Regions from separate parts of the Mus musculus genome. Here region 1 is linked to region 2. A link is a loop called in an ENCODE intact Hi-C map of the cell type or tissue named here. Cell type or tissue: gastrocnemius. All regions are shown on one strand. Links, peaks and the distances in the headings refer to the core of each region. The heading gives the core; the rest is flanking DNA.

Evidence for each region. Peaks named below come from ENCODE experiments on the same cell type or tissue, not always from the same donor. Only the 100,000 strongest peaks of a DNase experiment are listed, where the experiment ranks them.
Region 1: it touches region 2 in a loop (2.5-fold over the local background); 2 of 42 quality-filtered maps call a loop at or near these places.

Annotation. Positions count from the first base shown.
Region 1 is chr1:176,999,312-177,008,113 of GRCm38, reverse strand. All of the region lies in intron 16 of Sdccag8 (serologically defined colon cancer antigen 8), which reads right to left. Among named protein-coding and RNA genes, the nearest start is that of Gm15423, 63 kb to the right of the region's middle. In gastrocnemius, for the core only: no CTCF peak of the experiment used is centred there; DNase peaks (open chromatin) are centred at 3,885 and 8,524; H3K4me3 peaks cover 152 bases.
Region 2 is chr1:176,911,757-176,920,558 of GRCm38, reverse strand. Sdccag8 (serologically defined colon cancer antigen 8) reads right to left here. Exons shown (of 18, transcript NM_029756.3): 13 at 873-1,015. All of the region lies in intron 3 of Gm15423 (a long non-coding RNA gene), which reads left to right. Among named protein-coding and RNA genes, the nearest start is that of Gm15423, 25 kb to the left of the region's middle. In gastrocnemius, for the core only: a CTCF peak has its summit at 4,541 (motif pointing left); DNase peaks (open chromatin) are centred at 884 and 4,400.

The sequences.
Region 1 (8,802 bases), core at 548-8,547, 87 kb before region 2:
CTAAATGCTGTGTTCAGGGAGATAAACAGACTAAAGATATTAAATGAAATTAGGGAGAGGTGACCTCAGGGCAAGATCCTACGCAGCTAAGCTTCCATCTTGTGAAAAGAAATTAAAGAAAAGCTTAGGTCCAGGTATGGTGGTGCACTCCTTTAATCCCAGCACACAGAAGCAAGCAGATCTCTGAGTTCAAGGCCAGCCTGGTCTGCAGAGCAAATTCCAGGACAGCCAGGCATAGGCAGTGAAGGAAACCATAACAAAGAGAAAGCTAGTAAAGATGTAATTGAACAAGGGGACCATGTTTCAGCCCAGCAGGCAGCTGACTTGGCAGCTTTGGCCACATGGTTCTGGCTTTAGAATCAAAGATTCATTTCCCTCTGCAGGTAAAGAAAGCTGCTGAGACCAGGTATGTGGTCAGGGAATCCCCGATGGAGGCCGAGGAGTCTGTTGCATGACAGTGTGAAGGGAAAGCCTGGATTGCCTTGGAGACCCCAAGATGTTAAAGGTGCCAGAGCCATGGGATACCTGCCAAGGAGAGCTGCTAAGAGGAAGTGGGAACAGCCCAGGAGAGAGAAGTGTGCTGTAGTCAACAGAGGTGGAAAGAGTAGAGAGCTCAAGAGCATGTTGACATCAGACGTGGAGATGCAGAGTTGGGAGTCTGCCCAGCTGGTGTTTGCTCTTGCTTTGGTTCAGTATCTGCTTACTGTGCTCTCTTCCCTGCAGTTTGGAATGGTAATGGATATCCTGTGCCATTGTATATTGGAAGTATGTGATCTGTTTTTTATTTTGATATTATAGGGAATTATAGTTAAGAGATTGTATGCATCTTAGAAAAGACTTTGAACTTTGGACTTTTAAACATTCTTGAAACTGTAATAGACTATGGGGACTTTTGAAGTTGGATTAAATGCCTTTTGTATTATTTTATGTCTGTAAACCTATTGGGGACAGGGAGTGGAATGTGGAGTTTTGAATAGGTTTGGCCCCCACAGATCCATGTGTTTGAACTTTTGGCTATTAGGAAGTACCTTATTAGAGGAGGTATGGCCTTGTTAAAGGAAGTGTTTCACTGTGGAGATAGGGTTTGAAGTCTTAAATGCTCAAGCTGTGCCCAGTGAAAAATGCATCCAGTCTCCTGCTGCCTTCAGATCAAGATACAGAACTCTCAGTTGCTCCAGCACCATGTCTTCAAGCTGTGATGATAATGGACTAAATCTCTGAAACTATAAGCCAGCCCAATCCCTATATAAGAGTTGCCTTGGCCATGTCTCTTCATGGCAATGAAACCCTAGCTAAGACAAAGGGCCGGGGTCCCATTTCCTCCTTGTGCCCCAGAGACCTGACTTTCTTCCAGTAAGCCCCACCACTGAAAGGCTCCACCATCGCTCAGTCATGCTACAGGCTAAACCAAACTAGAGCAAGGACTGAGGTAATTCCTGCCCTCAGAGCATGGTCTGTTGCCTGTGAAGATATGAGTTATGCTGAATCCGAGCAAAAACCAAACTACTACAAAGGCATAAAGAGGAATGCTTAAACTGGCAAAGTGCTGGTCTGGAAAGGCCCGTGCCATGCCCATCATTCATTGAGCAGACACTGCCCAGGCCAGTGTGCTCAGTGTTTTGCAAAAGTACAACCCTAGTGCTCTCTGTCATTCCACCGAGTGGGAGTGATAATCCCACTTTCAAGATGAGAATACTGAGGCATGGGCTCAAAGTCGATGGGCTGGCAGGATGTGATATGAAGAGCTGAACGATGCTGGTCTGGCAGGGCCAAACAAAGCCCCTTGGCCTTTGGAGATTCCAACCTTTCTCAGTTCTCACTGGGGTACTTGCACAGGCTCACCCCTGCCTGCTGCTCTCCCCAAGGGGCAGAGCTGCTTTCCAGTGTCAGTTCTCATCTAGTTCTATCATCTGACGCATGGAGTCTCATGGCTTCCGCCCTTTCCTCCTCAAGCTATTCAGTGGTGATGAGAACAAGGTGGGTCATGATTTGAGGCCTGTGGAAATGTGTGTAGAGGGCAGCCCCTTCCAGCAAGGCTTCACAAATACCCAGGCTGCACACTGTCAGGAGAGCCACAAGCTCTCAGAGCAAGACCTTAGTTCAGTATATCTTCTCTAGGCCCACGTCTCATCCTAGCAATGTGTGGACCTTGTGACACCTTGGGAACTGTGGCTGACTCCTGTCCTTGTCCCGTGAAGCATCTGTCCTCACAATGAATGGCTGGTCCATGAGAAAAGGACACTTTTTCTTTCTTTCTTTTTTTTTTTTTTTTTTTTTGGTTTTTCGAGACAGGGTTTCTCTGTGTAGCCCTGGCTGTCCTGGAACTCACTCTGTAGACCAGGCTGGCCTCAAAATCAGAAATCCACCTGCCTCTGCCTCCCAAGTGCTGGGATTAAAGGTGCGTGCTCGGCAGGACTCTTCTTTTCACCAGGCAGGGGCTGGTGTGCCACCTAGGGCACGAGAGGACCTTTGGGACTTGCATGTGTAGGACGACTATTTCAGGACAACAACTGACCATGCTGTGTCGCTGCAGTTCGCTCAGGCTTTCTTCCAAGGCATCTCTAGGAATTCCAGTGTGTAAGGGATAACACTTTCCATGACAACAAAGAATGGAGATGAAGATCACAGGAGACCTATGTATGCTGGGCCAAACACCTCTGTTTTGAACTAACAGCAATGGTCTCAGCCACAAGGCAGGTGCATGACCAGAAAGCGTGCTTTCTGAAAAACGATGTGAGCCATCATGGTAAGACAGAGCAAGTGTACCCTACAAAACAACTCTGTAAAGCTGAGTGGGCTGGGACGAGGGTATGCAAAACAGTGGCAGCTTGGGTCCCCGGCTTCAGACATCCTTCTGCAAGGAATACTGTGAACTCGCACAGATCCATGCACTTAAATCTCTCTGTTGTATGTGAGATGGGGGAGCTACATGTGGTGTGTGAGCTCTGAGGTATCAAAACTAAATGAACACTTGGGTACCCAGTGAGGCGCATCCTGCCCTGCTGTGCGGGTCACCACCGATGTCTGCACGTGTGAAGTGTCAGCTATACACATTCCACGGGCTGTTTCCCCAGACAAAGTGGAGGTGACTTCTGTTTGCTGTTGACTGTTTTGTTGTTGAGTTTTTGGTGTAGTAGTAAAATGTCTTTTGTTCAGAAGTATTCTTCAACCACAGCCGCTTTGCTGTGGAGATTCTGACAGGATCTTCCTCCGTCTTCTCAGAAGCATATCACCAGGATGCTTAGACCACACTTACCCTGGGAGAGGAGTCTACTGATAAAATTAAGGACATTTTCCGAACAGCATATAGAGCTTAAAACTGTAACTATTTGAACTGTAAAATATGCTCAGGTCTCCTTGCTCCCAGTGAGGCTCTGGTATTGAGGAAGCACTCACTGCAGGACTGCAATTGTGAGCGTCTTGCATTTGTTATACAACTCAGTCCTCTGCATGCTGTGGAAGAGGACAACACTTGCAAGCTCAGAGGACTGAAGGAGTAGTGCTGAGAGAGCGGAAGAGAGGAAAGTGTCCACAGCTACATAGGAGGAGCTACATAGGCTCCTCCTCTCTCCCTGTCTTTCCCTCCCATATTCCTGGGAAATCTCTGCAGACCTGCAAGCCCATGCTCCCAGGACAGGGCTGGGCCTCTCCTGTCTTGATGCCTCTGACTAGGCTCTCTTCCAAAACATCTCTGGGAATTTCAAGTGTAAAAGGGACAGCAATCACCATGGCAATGAAGAGTCCCCCTTCCATATCAGATTCTTTTATTTCAGCCCCTGGCTCCAAGTGAATGGTCTGAGGTGCCTTGGCACTTAATATTCTGTCTGAGCAACCTGTCCAAGTGGCCTCAGTCACACTGTGACTCGCTGGACTCCTGCCCTCCCCAGTGCTCATCCCTCTGCCCCTCCCCCACACCTTGTTGGGCACTCCTTCTTTATTCCAACCTTCTGTCCCCACTGCCCATATGCGCTTAGGTATCCTGTAACACTCCACACCTCCTCCTTCTATTCTTCAGATACTCTCCACAGCCAAAGTTCTCAACAGTGCCTGCAGTCCCAGCAGTTGCAGCCAAGATGGAGACAGCAGGATCAAGAGTTCAAGGCAAGTGTCAGCCACACAAGAGAGACACCAACCTGGGCTATATAAAACTCTGTTTCAAAATAACCACACCTAAAATCCCTGAACCTCCTTCTGTGGTAGAGTCTCCATACTAGCTAGACCCAAAGGATCCGTGGTCCTTCTCGATCCACTCACATCATGTCTGTTTGATGGAAATTATTGCTCCAGCTCTGTGGCCATATTCCCTTGCCTAGTAACAGGGTCTTTCACTGTCTGGCCCCTGCGTAGTCCCCTCTCCTCACACAGTGGGTATCTCAGCCTTTCCAAAGGAAAAGTACTGCATACAAATTAAGCACTCTCAGTCATCACTGGGATTTGAAAATCTTACAACAGGTGAATAAACAGGAGACGTGGAAGCAGGGGTGACTATTCAGAATCCATTCATACTGGCTAGTCTACTTCAGGCTGGGTTCCTCTCAGTTCAAGTCCTCCGAAGTAACACTTCCAACCTTATTTCCAAGCACAGCCATCGGACCTGGCGCATGGGCATCCATACCCTGGAAAAGCCAGGAGGAGAAGACTATGAACAGTGTGTGCAACCAGCCTGCATTACCGCAGACTATGAACTGCATATGGGACTCAGCTTGCAGAGAGTGCAGGCCTGCTGAAAGCCATGCACACGCACACTGTTCACCTGTGCTCAGAAACCTAAGCTGCTCAGGGTGGGGCACAGAGCCCATCAAGCACAAATCGAGCAGTACCTGTTGGGGGTGGGGGGAGAAGCCTCAGCCGAGGAGACAGCCATTCCCTTCCCAGCTCCCCATCTTCCCTAAGCACAGCGGCACCGGGTTTGCTACACTCCCATCCCCCCACATCACCAGCTACACAATCCTAACACTGCACTGAGTACAAGTTTTGAAAATCCAATTACCCTAATCACTGTTCGAGGTAATTAATTCTGGCGACTGAACCATGCTAATTTAAAGTTGTATACTTTGTTCCAATACTTAAAAATTGCCACTGCATTTTACATAATTCCCTCTCATTAATGTGGTCAGACAGATTACATGATGAAGAACTCATGCACAGGGTTTTATGTTGTCAGTGGCTGCTTTGCAATGTAAACGTCCTTGGCCAAAACCCACTGTCTTAGTCAGGGTTTCTATTCCTGCACAAACATCAGGACCAAGAAGCAAGTTGGGGAGGAAAGGGTTTATTCAGCTTACACTTTCACACTGCTGTTCATCACCAAGGAAGTCAGGACTGGAACTCAAGTAGGTCAGGAAGCAGGAGCTGATGCAGAAGCAATGGAGGGATGTTCCTTACTGGCTTGCTTCCCCTGGCTTGCTCAGCCTGCTCTCTTATAGAACCAAGACTACCAGCCCAGAGATGGTCCCACCCACAAGGGGTCTTTCCCCTTGATCACTAATTGAGAAAATGCCTTACAGCTGGATCTCCTGGAGGCATTTCCCCAACTGAAGCTCCTTTCTCTGTGATAACTCCAGCCGTGTCAAGGTGACACAAAACTAGCCAGTACACCCACCCTGGTTCAAAAATGATTTAAATGATTCTGGGGAGAGTTACACCTTCCCAGAACTGTTGCCCCTTTCCTTTTCAGAGAAGTTCTCTATTGGTCTGCTGCCCACAGAGACAGAACAGGGTTCTTGAGGGCAGTGATGGTGGTAAATGCCATGCTGGAGCTGAGAGGTTCCTGAGAAGTCATATTTCAGCCCATTATGATGAAAGTTCTGCCAGACAGTGTAAGGTGACTGCCCCAGTGAGACAGCCTGTGGAGGCATTTAGGACAGGGACCTATGGTGTTGGACTCAAAGTCCATCTGTCCTTCCTTCCTTCCTCCATCCATCCATCCATCCATCCATCCATGTATCATCTATCTATCTATCTATCTATCTATCTATCTATCTATCTATCATCTATCTATCTTCTGAGGTGCTCGGATAGAACTCTAGCTTTAGACTAAGCATGTGTTCTACCACAGAACTATAGCCCCAACCCAGACCTCAGGGGTGTGGCTCAGTGGCAAAAGGCTGTCTATCAACTAAAAGCTCTGAGTTACATCCCAGCAGTAAGACAGACAGAAACGAAGGAGGATGAGAGGAATGGGGGAGTCAGTCAATTTGTCTGTCTTCTGTAGAACACTAAGCCTAAGAATTTAGACAAGAGCCTTGAAACAGTGACCCTCTGCAGCATTCTAGAAAACACTGGCTACACAGGTTCTGAGGGCTGCTGGAGTGAGGAAAGAAGAGAAACTTCCTTCTTTGCCCTTCTGCTAGCTCAGGGAGGATAACAGATTTGGTACTGTTTTTAATTCTTTCTCAATTTTCAATCTATTGCATGCTGGTGGTTTTGTGCAGTACAATATGCGCACAGCTGCATTTTAAAATGTCTGTGGTTTTCTGGCTACCCTATGTCAGTTCTTGCCTTGTGGCAGACCAGTAGCAAATCATTTCAGGCCAGTCCCAGTAGCAATCACTGAGACCAAAGAATAGTGCTGGCAGTGGGGGTGGGAGGTGGAAGGAAGCTGCAAACACGATACTGCTCTCAGGATGCTTGCTAAGGTGGCTTCACTGAGCCTTCCTCGGTCACCTGCTAAGCAGCACACCACCAGGGGAGGTATTCAGGCATCCTGAATGTGCCCTGCCACTCCACAAGTCCCCTAAGCGTCCAACAGTGCCACTGAACTCCACCACGGAGTTCCTGCCTAAAACAGTGCTTCCACCAGAGACTTTAGAGCATCGAGGGATGGGCGCACATCCCTCCTTTGTCACTTTCTCAGACGGTTAGAGCTACCTGCCAGGCTGAGCCCCAGTACCTTTAGGGATCTGGTCATGGACGGATGATTGCAGTACAAGGACAAGTGGCAGGCCAAGCATTTCAGATTCTCCATTAGGGATGCTGCTGGGTAGCAAAGTACTTTGTGGCATAATCATGGACCCAGGTTCCATTTCAGTGTCTCAAAAAACAAAGTTGTTTTCTTTGAACCTTAAAGAACCCAGAAACTCACTTGCTTAAAGCCTGAGTTATGCCAACTAGTTCTTCCTAAAGTAAGAGCAGGGTCCTGGTTAAGCATGGCTCTTGAAGACAATAGGGCTGGGAAAAGATGCGGCTGTAAAAGCAGTCTGCAGTGCTGAGCCCAGGGCTCAGGGCCATCTGGAGCTGAGGCAGGAAAAACCCTCCTCCCTCATATCACCTGTCAGTGTCTGCACTCTGTGACACACAGCGTCTAAAGAGTTGTAAGAACACCACCAAGGAATTCCACATCCCTCTATCCCAGTTCTGTGGGGAAGACCTGCTCTACCTGGTTCCTCTCTCCCTCTCACCTCTCCACAGTTGTTCTTTCTCCTTAAAAAGTTACTTTGCAGCCAGGTGGTGGTGACATACACATTTCATCCCAGCACTTGGGAGGCAGAGGCAGAGGCAGAGGCAGAGGCAGAGGCAGAGGCAGAGGCAGAGGCAGAGGCAGAGGCAGAGGCAGAGGCAGAGGCAGAGGCAGAGGCAGAGGCAGAGGCAGAGGCAGAGGCAGAGGCAGAGGCAGAGGCAGAGGCAGAGGCAGAGGCAGAGGCAGAGGAGGCAGAGGCAGATCTCTGAATTCAAGACCAGTCAGGTCTACAGAGTTCCAGGACAACCAGGGCTACACAGAGAACCCGTGTCTTGAAAACACAGAGCAAAACAATCACCCACCCACCTTACTTTAATGTACATATGGGGGTTTTTGCTGGTGGATATGATGTGGTTCCTCCAGAGGCCAGGAGAGGGAGTTAATCCCTTGAACTGGAGTTAGACAGGTAGCTGTGAGCTACCATGTGGATGCTGTGGATCAAACCAGGACCCTCTGGGGGATCAGCCGGTGCTCTCACTGTAGAGCCACCTTCTCCAGGCCCTTTGCTTTTGTTCTCTCTTTAACCTTCTGTTCTTTAGTATATTGGCTGTGTAGCCCAGGCTGGTACTGAACTGGACTCAAGTGAGCTTCCTTCCTCAGTGTCCCATGTCACCCCTCCTGTCCTCTGCTCTACCATCCAGGATTCTTTTTTGAGCACACAGTGAATGGCACGCCCCACTGTCCTTTCCTCTTTGATGTTGCAGTGTTTCCTAAAGAGAAGTGAACCCTTACAGAACTGCTTACTGGCAACTACCTTACTCTATTATTGCTATAGATCACAAGTCTACCTAGAGTAACCACCAGTTTCCTTGCTGACCTAAAGCTATCATCTCTGCCTGCTACAGAAGAGAACCTCTGCACTGTCAGGCTGCCTTTCCAGTCTGGAGCACTTGGTGCTCAGTTTCACTTTGGTGAAGCTCTCCCAAGTTAAGCCAACACTAGTCTTAAAGGAAGGTATGCAGCTATCATGTGTGGGCTCTGCTTAGCCGCTGCCCCAGGGCTTGGAGGCACAGTGCCCTGTTTGAGGAAGATTCTCTTCTAATAAAGTCCTGCTGCTCTAGGGACCTCAGCCCTCATGGAGGGTGTCAAGTGAGGGCCTCCGCCATTTCCTTCCAACTGGACCATCCTTAGGGTGGCCAAATTGGTCACAGAGGTGTGATGGAGGAAGAGTGAGCCCACGGCAGCTAAGTAACCAGATTCAGTCACTACGGTGTACCTACTGGCACACATCTTAATTAGGTTTTAATGCTAGTAATTTGATAACAACTCCTGGCTATGGGCTAGAGAACCTGTCAGTGCTGAAAGCTTTTTATTTAGTTTCTCTTCCCTCTAACACTGAGGCA
Region 2 (8,802 bases), core at 373-8,372:
TTTGATCTTAGCCATTCTGACTGGTGTGAGGTGGAATCTCAGGGTTGTTTTGATTTGCATTTCCCTGATGATTAAGGATGTTGAGCATTTTTTCAGGTGCTTCTCTGCCATTCGGTATTCCTCAGGTGAGAATTCTTTGTTCAGTTCTGAGCCCCATTTTTTAATGGGGTGATTTGATTTTCTGAAGTCCACCTTCTTGAGTTCTTTATATATGTTGGATATTAGTCCCCTATCTGATTTAGGATAGGTAAAGATCCTTTCCCAATCTGTTGGTGGTCTTTTTGTCCTATTGACGGTGTCTTTTGCCTTGCAGAAACTTTGGAGTTTCATTAGGTCCCATTTGTCAATTCTCGATCTTACAGAGCAAGCCATTGCTGTTCTGTTCAGGAATCTTTCCCCTGTACCCATATCTTCAAGGCTTTTCCCCACTTTCTCCTCTATAAGTTTCAGTGTCTCTGGTTTTATGTGAAGTTCCTTGATCCACTTAGATTTGACCTTAGTACAAGGAGATAAGTATGGATCGAGAATCTGCTTATTTTCATAAATATATTTCCTCATGGTCTTTCTTCAACATTTTTTATTAGATATAGAATTAGTGGTGGTAGTGGCAGAAATGTCATTTGCTTCTATCGATAAGGAACCACTGAAACATTTGAGCACTGCAGACAAACGCTTTTGTAATACACCAGTGAGTCCCTGCCACACTCGTCATTCACGAGTCTGGCTGTTTTGCTTGCCACATCTCCACTTTCCGTAATATGCCTGAAAGCTGTGTGTGAATTGAATGACTAAGAGTAACAACTGTTGGGAGCCTGTGGCAGAGCCCGGTGGGCTGCACTGGGTGCTGAGTGTGTAACGTGATTAGGGCATACCTGGTGAGGTGCAGTTGGCGCTCGGCCTCGCCCAGCAGCTCTGTGACTCGCAGGCACTCCTGTCTGGCCCGAGCTGCCTTCTGCTGCTCCTGTTCCACATGCTGCTCGCTTTCGCTCAGTTCTAGTCTCAACTTCTCTATTTCCTTAGGCAGACAGAGGGAGGAAAAGAACCCATATTAAATATATACACTTGAACTCAAAACTAGTTCCCTTTCATTTCTTCCAAAAATCTTAATACAATAAAAACAATTAGAAAATGTAGACTAGCTTAAGTTCCATGACAAAGAAAAAAAATCACAACTACAAGTGAACATGCATGAAGTAACTATGGATCGTGAGAAATCTGATTGAAAACATGAAACAACTGAATATGAGTCACAAAAATGATTGATAATCTACTTTCATGCAAAGACTTTTTCTTTTTAAAGAGTAACAGCACTTCCTTTACAATGTAATATATCATTTAAGAGATATGATCAGATACAGGCAGTGATCAATATATGACATTTTTACTTAAAAAGACAGATTTACAGTTTTGTTTGGATGCCATAGAAACCAAATTAAAGGTTAAAACAATTTGTTTCTAAGAAAATATGAAGTGCTAGAAAGGCATTAGCATGCTGTCTAATAGTATTTATAAACAATTTAGGGACAGACTCAGCAAGAGGACCGCCAGCCTGCATGCATGAGACTTCAGAGCTTACACACTAGCACCTGTACTGACAGGTGGGCAGAGCACGCCAACATTACCAGGCATAGATAGACATACATGTAGGAACATGAACAGTAGCTTACTATTTGGTTTGAGGAAGAAACTCCTTATCAATACTCAAATGTTTCAAAGCAAAAATAACTTATATTGTACATATTTTGGATAGTTTGTACATTAAAGTAAAAATATTCATCACAGCGCATCTATGATATTAAGCAAACCAAAGGAGTTGAAGATTAACAAAATGGACTATAAAAAGAAGAAAAACTAAAGGCATATTTTCAACTTCATACACAATAGACAAGAAGCAAGTTTGCTATACAAATGCAGTATGCTTTCATTAATCAGACGATTAAGCGCAGTATTACACATGTTTAAAGTGTTTTGGTGTCATTTACCAATATTCTGAGTGACCTCCAGCTACATTCCATTCATCAACTAAGATAAGCAGATGACTCATTTCTTTTCTTTTTTTTTTTTTTTTTTCACTTTTGTAGACCAGGCTGGCCTCGAACTCAGAAATCCCCCTACCTCTGCCTCCCAAGTGCTGGAATTAAAGGTGTGTGCCACCACGCCCAGCTTCTTTTCTTTCTTATATTTATAATGCTATCTTCAGTTTATCCTATCAAAATTACATATTACAATAATATGATAAAGTAACTTGCTATAAGTTCTCAAATATTATTTTATTTTTAAAAAATCCATACACTTATAGGTACATTACTTTCATGTAGAGTAGGTTTTTTTATCTTTCAGATTGCAATACCAAAAAGAATTTATTTTTAAAAAATATTTTAAGTTATTAAAGTTAATACTGACAGTTTTGCAATCTTACAATGAAGTACAGCAAAAGATGTGAAACATAATAGGAAAGTCAGTAAGTTTTATTTGCTTAGAATTTATGAAATTAAGTAAGTCTAGAAGTGGAGTTATGTGTTGGCATTAAAACTTCAAAACTTCACTCAATATTTGCTTTTACATCATGCTATTTATAAAAATCTGTGCTAAGAGCTGGGCGTGGTGGTGTACGCCTTTAATCCCAGCATTTGGGAGGCAGAGGCAGGCAGATTTCTGAGTTCGAGGCCAGCCTGGTCTACAAAGTGAGTTCCAGGACAGCCAGGGCTATACAGAGAAACCCTGTCTCGAAAAAAAAAAAAATCTGTGCTAAATATGAGCAATCCAGAGACTTGCCATCCTTTCTTGATCCAGCAGGTAAGACTCCTTGTGGTAGATGAGACACATACATGGAGACAACTAAAACACAGCATGCACACACCCAAAAACACAGCATGCACACACCCAAAAACCAAATAAGCAAAAGCAGCAAGTGAGCTACAGAGAAAGCACACGTATCATAAAGTAGATAGGTTAGCAAGGGCAGGAAAAGTGGAGAGAATGAAGCCACCAAAACCCCATGGCTGAGACAGGATCACAGCATCAGAGACATGGGCTGCAGGTCATAATTTCTTATGGATAGCAAGAGACAATGGTTTAAACAAGCAATTTGAGAAGCTTAATTTTAAAAATTGGTTCAATGTGTATGATCAACTTTAGGCAGCAAGGAATGACAGATGAGAAATCCTGAACAGATAGCAGCAATGTTCCAGACAGGAGAAGTAGAGAGACGTACAACAGAAATATAAGGGACAAATGGTGGCTGTATAGAAAGAAGAAGATGTAGCTGGTTGAGGAGATACTGCGGTGAATAATCAATGTGTTTGTGATGCCAACCTGAAAACCTGGGCGAGATCCCTAGACCCCATGAAAAAGCCAGGCCTGAAGGTGTCACCCTGTAACCCCAGAGCTTAGGGGACAGAAGGGTTCTAGGAGTTTACTGGCCAGCCAGTCTAGTCTACTTGACAAGCTTCAGGTTAGGAGAGAGCCTGTCTCAGAAAATGAGGTGAGGAGCAATGGTGCAAAATACCTAACATTGACCTCTGACCCAGACACATGCACACACGTGCACACTCACACAGAGACCAAACAGATACACTAGTATATTTCACTAAAAGGATACAAAAAAGTGACAGAGAGAAAACAAATCCCAAACTTCCTTTAGAATAGATTCACTTGGTAAGCATTCCCCAGCAACAACACATGCACTTTATACCATTTTAACTTGACAGCAGCTGTTTTCATATCCTTACATAGTAAAGCAGCTACACTAAAACTCAGTTAAATCTACGGCAAAGAACACAGTTTCCAGAGCCCACACAGTCAGAGTTTTAGCACTTTCTGCCTCTGTGACCTTAGACAAGTCACTCAACTCTCAGATACCTTCTTCAAACCAAAGTCAAAGAGATGACTGGAGCTAGCTCATGAGACTGTGGTGAAGACCAGAAACAATGAGATCAGCAAAGAATGACCTGGCAGAGGTCACGTGGCTGTCCCTGAGCACTCCTGATTGGGGGCTGAGGGTCTAGCTCAAGGTAAAGCACCTGCCTAGGACATGTGAAACCCTGGGTTTGAATCCCAGCACCACTAAGCAACAAAGCAATTCAATCCAACAAACCTCCCCTCTCCTATAAAAGCACTATCTTAGTATAAACCAAATAAAAATTTATCTATTCTAAGTTCAAAATGCAAAATTCCTTTTTGTTAGGAAGATGGAAAACGGCAGCCTGCTTTTGATTATGTGTGCCAGCAAAGGAGCTCACTGGGACAGATAATCAAAACCAACAAATAATCTCACCAGCTGGATGGAGGTTCAACACTTAGCTCTCTGAGTCAGGAAAACCTGCCATGGCATCAACTCCAACAGTTAGAAGAGAAATCTCTTGCCAGAAATGCCATGCTCCCACTGGCAGGATAACCCTGCGCCTCACCCAACTAGGTCAGCGCTGTTTCCTGGCTGCAGATTAGTGGCTTGGGGATGGAAGACCAGTGGTGGTCATAGGCCAAATGTACATTCCTCTCAAAGCACACTATTAACCTGATGTCTGCAGAGCAGTCTGACACAGCCATCTTTTGGCCAGCTGGGTTACAGGAGGCCCACATAGCTTTACACCTCACCAACAGGCATTCCTCAAATCATAACCAAGAGCTGGAAGAGGAGCTCAGGGTAGAACACTAGCCTAGCATGTACTCAGCGGAGACATTATTCTTTGAATCAAAAGAATAAAATAAAACCAAAAGGAAATCATGACTACAGTAACCAGAAGGACAGAAAGTAGAAGCTGCTATGAATGGCTATTTTGAACCTCTGGCTATAGAGGTCACAGGCCTCAGGGGAGAAGTCACTACTGTTATTCTGCTAAATTGAAACATTAAGTCTCCTAATAGTTACCTTTATTTTATTTTATTTTTTTAGAAAGGTGTCTGAGTATTTTGCTTGTATGTCTACCTGGTGACTGCAGAGGAACAAAGACATCTGATCCCGTACAACTGGAGTTATATGTGGGTGCTGGGAATTGAACTCATGTCCTCTCCAAGAGCAGTAAGTGCTCTTAACCTCTGAGTCATCTCTGTAGCTTCTATATTCTTATTTTAAATGGCATATTACTATGTCTTGATTTATAATATAAAAAATTAGCTATCCTCTCTTTGCTAGGCAACATAGTAGCTGGCATGTAGCTACAGTCCTAGCTACTTAGGAAGCTGAGGCAGGAGGACCACTCATGTGTAGGAATTCTGATAGCCTATACATCATTCTAAAGATCCAACTCAAACCCTCAGATAAGTCTAGCTATGAATCAGTATTCATTACTGATACATTAGTGATTGATCACATCATAATAAAAATTTTTCCTCTACTGAGACAAACATTATTTTTTGTTAATTTTCTTCATTAATATTTTATTTATTTGGGGATTAATAGCCTCTTATTGTATACGGGGAGCATAGCTTGCTTGCTTTTGAGCTGGGTCTGTGTTGTGAAGGCTGGCTTCAAATTCTAAGATGCAAATGGCCCTCCCTGTCACTAGCACATAAATACCAGGGAAAAAAAGTGTATAACTTCACTCTGGTTGCCCACTTAAAATAATTTATTTTTCTAAATAACTGATATGTCTCCATAAGTATTAAACATTAATAGTCAAATAGTCAACTAATAACATTTTTGAATACTGAAATATCAAATTATATATTTTAACTTACTTCTGACCCTTTTATCTGTCTTATATCAATTCTTTATGCCATCCCTAATGCACCTTAAGAGGTGCTTGTTGGTCAGGCATAGTAGAATATGTGGTTAATCTGAGCACTCTATAAAGTCAAGGCCAGCAAGGCTCCCCTCCTCTCAATAAAGAGTTACTACTTTTCCTAAGACAGGAAACTTAAAAAACACAACAGTGTGGTGTGTGTGTGTGTGTGTGTGTGTGTGTCCTTAGACAGCTGCTTACAGATAAACTGGAGGTTTGTCTGTGCATGACAACCTCCGACTTTGAAGACTCTCTTCCCTCAGAATAGTAGAGAATCTGCGCTGTCATCTTAGGATCTTAGGACACCACTGAAGAGCCTATCTGATTTCTAATAATTGCTCTGGAATTTGCTTTTTCCTTTCCTGGAAACTTACAGCACTGTTTCCCAGTCACTTTGCAGTTTAATGAGAGCATAACCTCAGAGAATACATTTTCATTCTTTGTGTCCTTGTGCGCAGTGACCCCTTTCAATAGGGAGGCTTGTCTAAGGTTTGGCTTTTAGTTTGGTGACACTACCTTGAATGGCTATTTTAAATGTTTTAATGCCAGACACTTTGTATTTTCTAGATAGCCCTGGCACCATCACTGACCATGCTATCTACTGAACAGGTTACCTAAATTACTAATATCTTCTCCTCAGAGTCTAGCACCTAGAGTTACCTCTTCTATGGAAATTAAGAAAACAATATGTTGTGTCTTTATTCCTGTCCGTTAGTTCCTGCATGCCCTTACACTTTTATATAACATCTATGTTTATTTTTCATATAAAATATCTATTAGAAAGTACAGTGTTTCATAGATTCTCTTATGTTCATTATCCATACCTCCTCAGTTTCACCCAGGTTTGTTACAGGCTACTTTTGCTAAAATGATCAGAGCGAGAGGGTAACCTATAAAGGAAGAGGTTCGTTTGGGTCATGGCTGCAGAGCCTGGGAGCTCAGGACTGGCGGCTGTGTGGAAAGGGAAGCACAGGCTCGTACAGCACAGAGAACACAACTGCAGCCTTGCTTTACAAGACTTCTCATGTGCATATCAAGTCTAGTCCGTGATCATAGGAGCTCAGGGAAGACACTAGTCCATTCCCAGGGCGAGGCCGCCAGACCCAAACACCTTCACTTTCTCCACACTCACCCCTCCCCAAACTGTCATATAGACAACTAAGACTTTAAAACATAAGCCTTTGGGGGGCAGATTTAAGACATAGGCAGATTCCTTTTTGTTTCTGTTCTTGCTTTCTCCCGTCTGCCTGTTTTAGCCCCTCTGTTGTACTGTAGGCAGTGAGTGAACGAACAGATGTGATGAGGCTTGGATAACACATAGTATTTTATTATGTACTGTTGATTCCCTCCCCACTGAGAGAAGGATATACTAGATGTCCCCAACAACTCTGAACTTAACCATGTGACTTCATTTAGCCAATGGTATCTTAATATAAGCACAAATTGGTTTTATCTTCATGCTGTGATGATTCTCTGAGAAAAAGGCAAAACAAACAAACAAACAAACAACCACAAGCAAAAAAACAAAAAGCCATTATCTAGTGTTGCTGCTGCTGCCCCATCGGTCTGAACCATACAGAGAATATACATGAAGACAAACAAAAACCAGACCGTGGCCAGACAAGCCACAGTCTGACGAAGCCACCCCAGTGCTGTCCAGATCAGCCAGGCCTCAGCTGCCTAGCACTTATGAACATAAGTATTTGTGGTCATCGCTGTGAGCCTCTGAGCTTTGTCAAAAAAACATCCTTGACTTTAAAGGAATAAGGACTAATAAACTATTTATTATTTTGGAATGTCATTTGAGCTTTGAAGTTGCTATATAAAACACCTAAGACAGAAATCTCTGTACAGAGAAGAAACTGAGGATTAACAAAGAAATGTATAGGTGTTAAAGAAGTATTCTGGGGTCTTAACACAAACTGGTACTTTGTCTCCAAAAACCCTATCACAGACTATGAAGTAACCTTCAAAACATTTCTACCAAGATCAATAAACATCAATTTGGTATCAATTCATAAACACACACAGAGTATTTTAAAAACATGAATAAATGTAACAGTAATCTCATGAAGGAACTGTCACCTCCACATATAAGATACATGTTCATATTTTCAATCTTTTAATTCTTATTCTCTTTAAAGAATTCTTGTTGTGACCTTATAAAATTAGTTTTACAGTCTTGTAACTTTAAAAATGAAGATGTACTATATTAGTAATTTTTAAATTACATAGATTAAGAACGAATAGAGAGTTTCATTAAGAAAATTCCTATTGTATATTTCTCACAAATTTCTAGGAGAGAAATACAAAAAGGTTATATTGCCTTAAACCCAAAGAATAATTTTCCTGGAAAGCAAATGAAGCAGACAGAGCTTATTAAGCCTGCTCCCAAATATTATTGAATTTAAAATTATTTTGCAGCTGGAGATGCTAGAACACTCTGGTCCTCCCAGCACTTAGGAGGGTATGTATATGTCAGGGGCCTGGCAGGGCTACAGAATAGACTCAGCTAGCCAGGATTACAGAAACCCTGTCTCAAATGTTCTTAAGTGCCCTGTCATCTTTAATATAGGGTGACTTCTTTGTGTTACAGAAGGTAAAATGGAATAAAAGGACCAAAATACAAGAGAGTAGGGAGACTAGAATTTAAAAATCCTTGCACAGCCAGAAGGAAGAGCACGTGGTTTTGAGGCTGACATAATTTGACAATGTCAATTTGTGATTTGGAAAGCAGTGGTCAAATTAATACAATATGTTTTGAAAAGGAAAGCAGTGCATGATGCTGAATGGTAAGGCAGAACCATCTGTCGGATAACGTACGGATAAGAACAGACTTGCTAGCCACTCAGTAGTGACCAATCTACAGTCGAAAGAACTTACCCTGGTAGGATTGATTTCATCCACCTGTAATGCATGCTATCTAGAGAGAATCTAAAGCTCTGCTGGGTAAAGGGCAGAACATGATCATTTGTGTGTAATAATGAATGATGCTGTAGGTTTGCAGTGGTCACAGCTACATTCCAAACAGCAAGGCATAAAATGTCTTCATTATCACAGAAGGTTCTATTGACAGTAC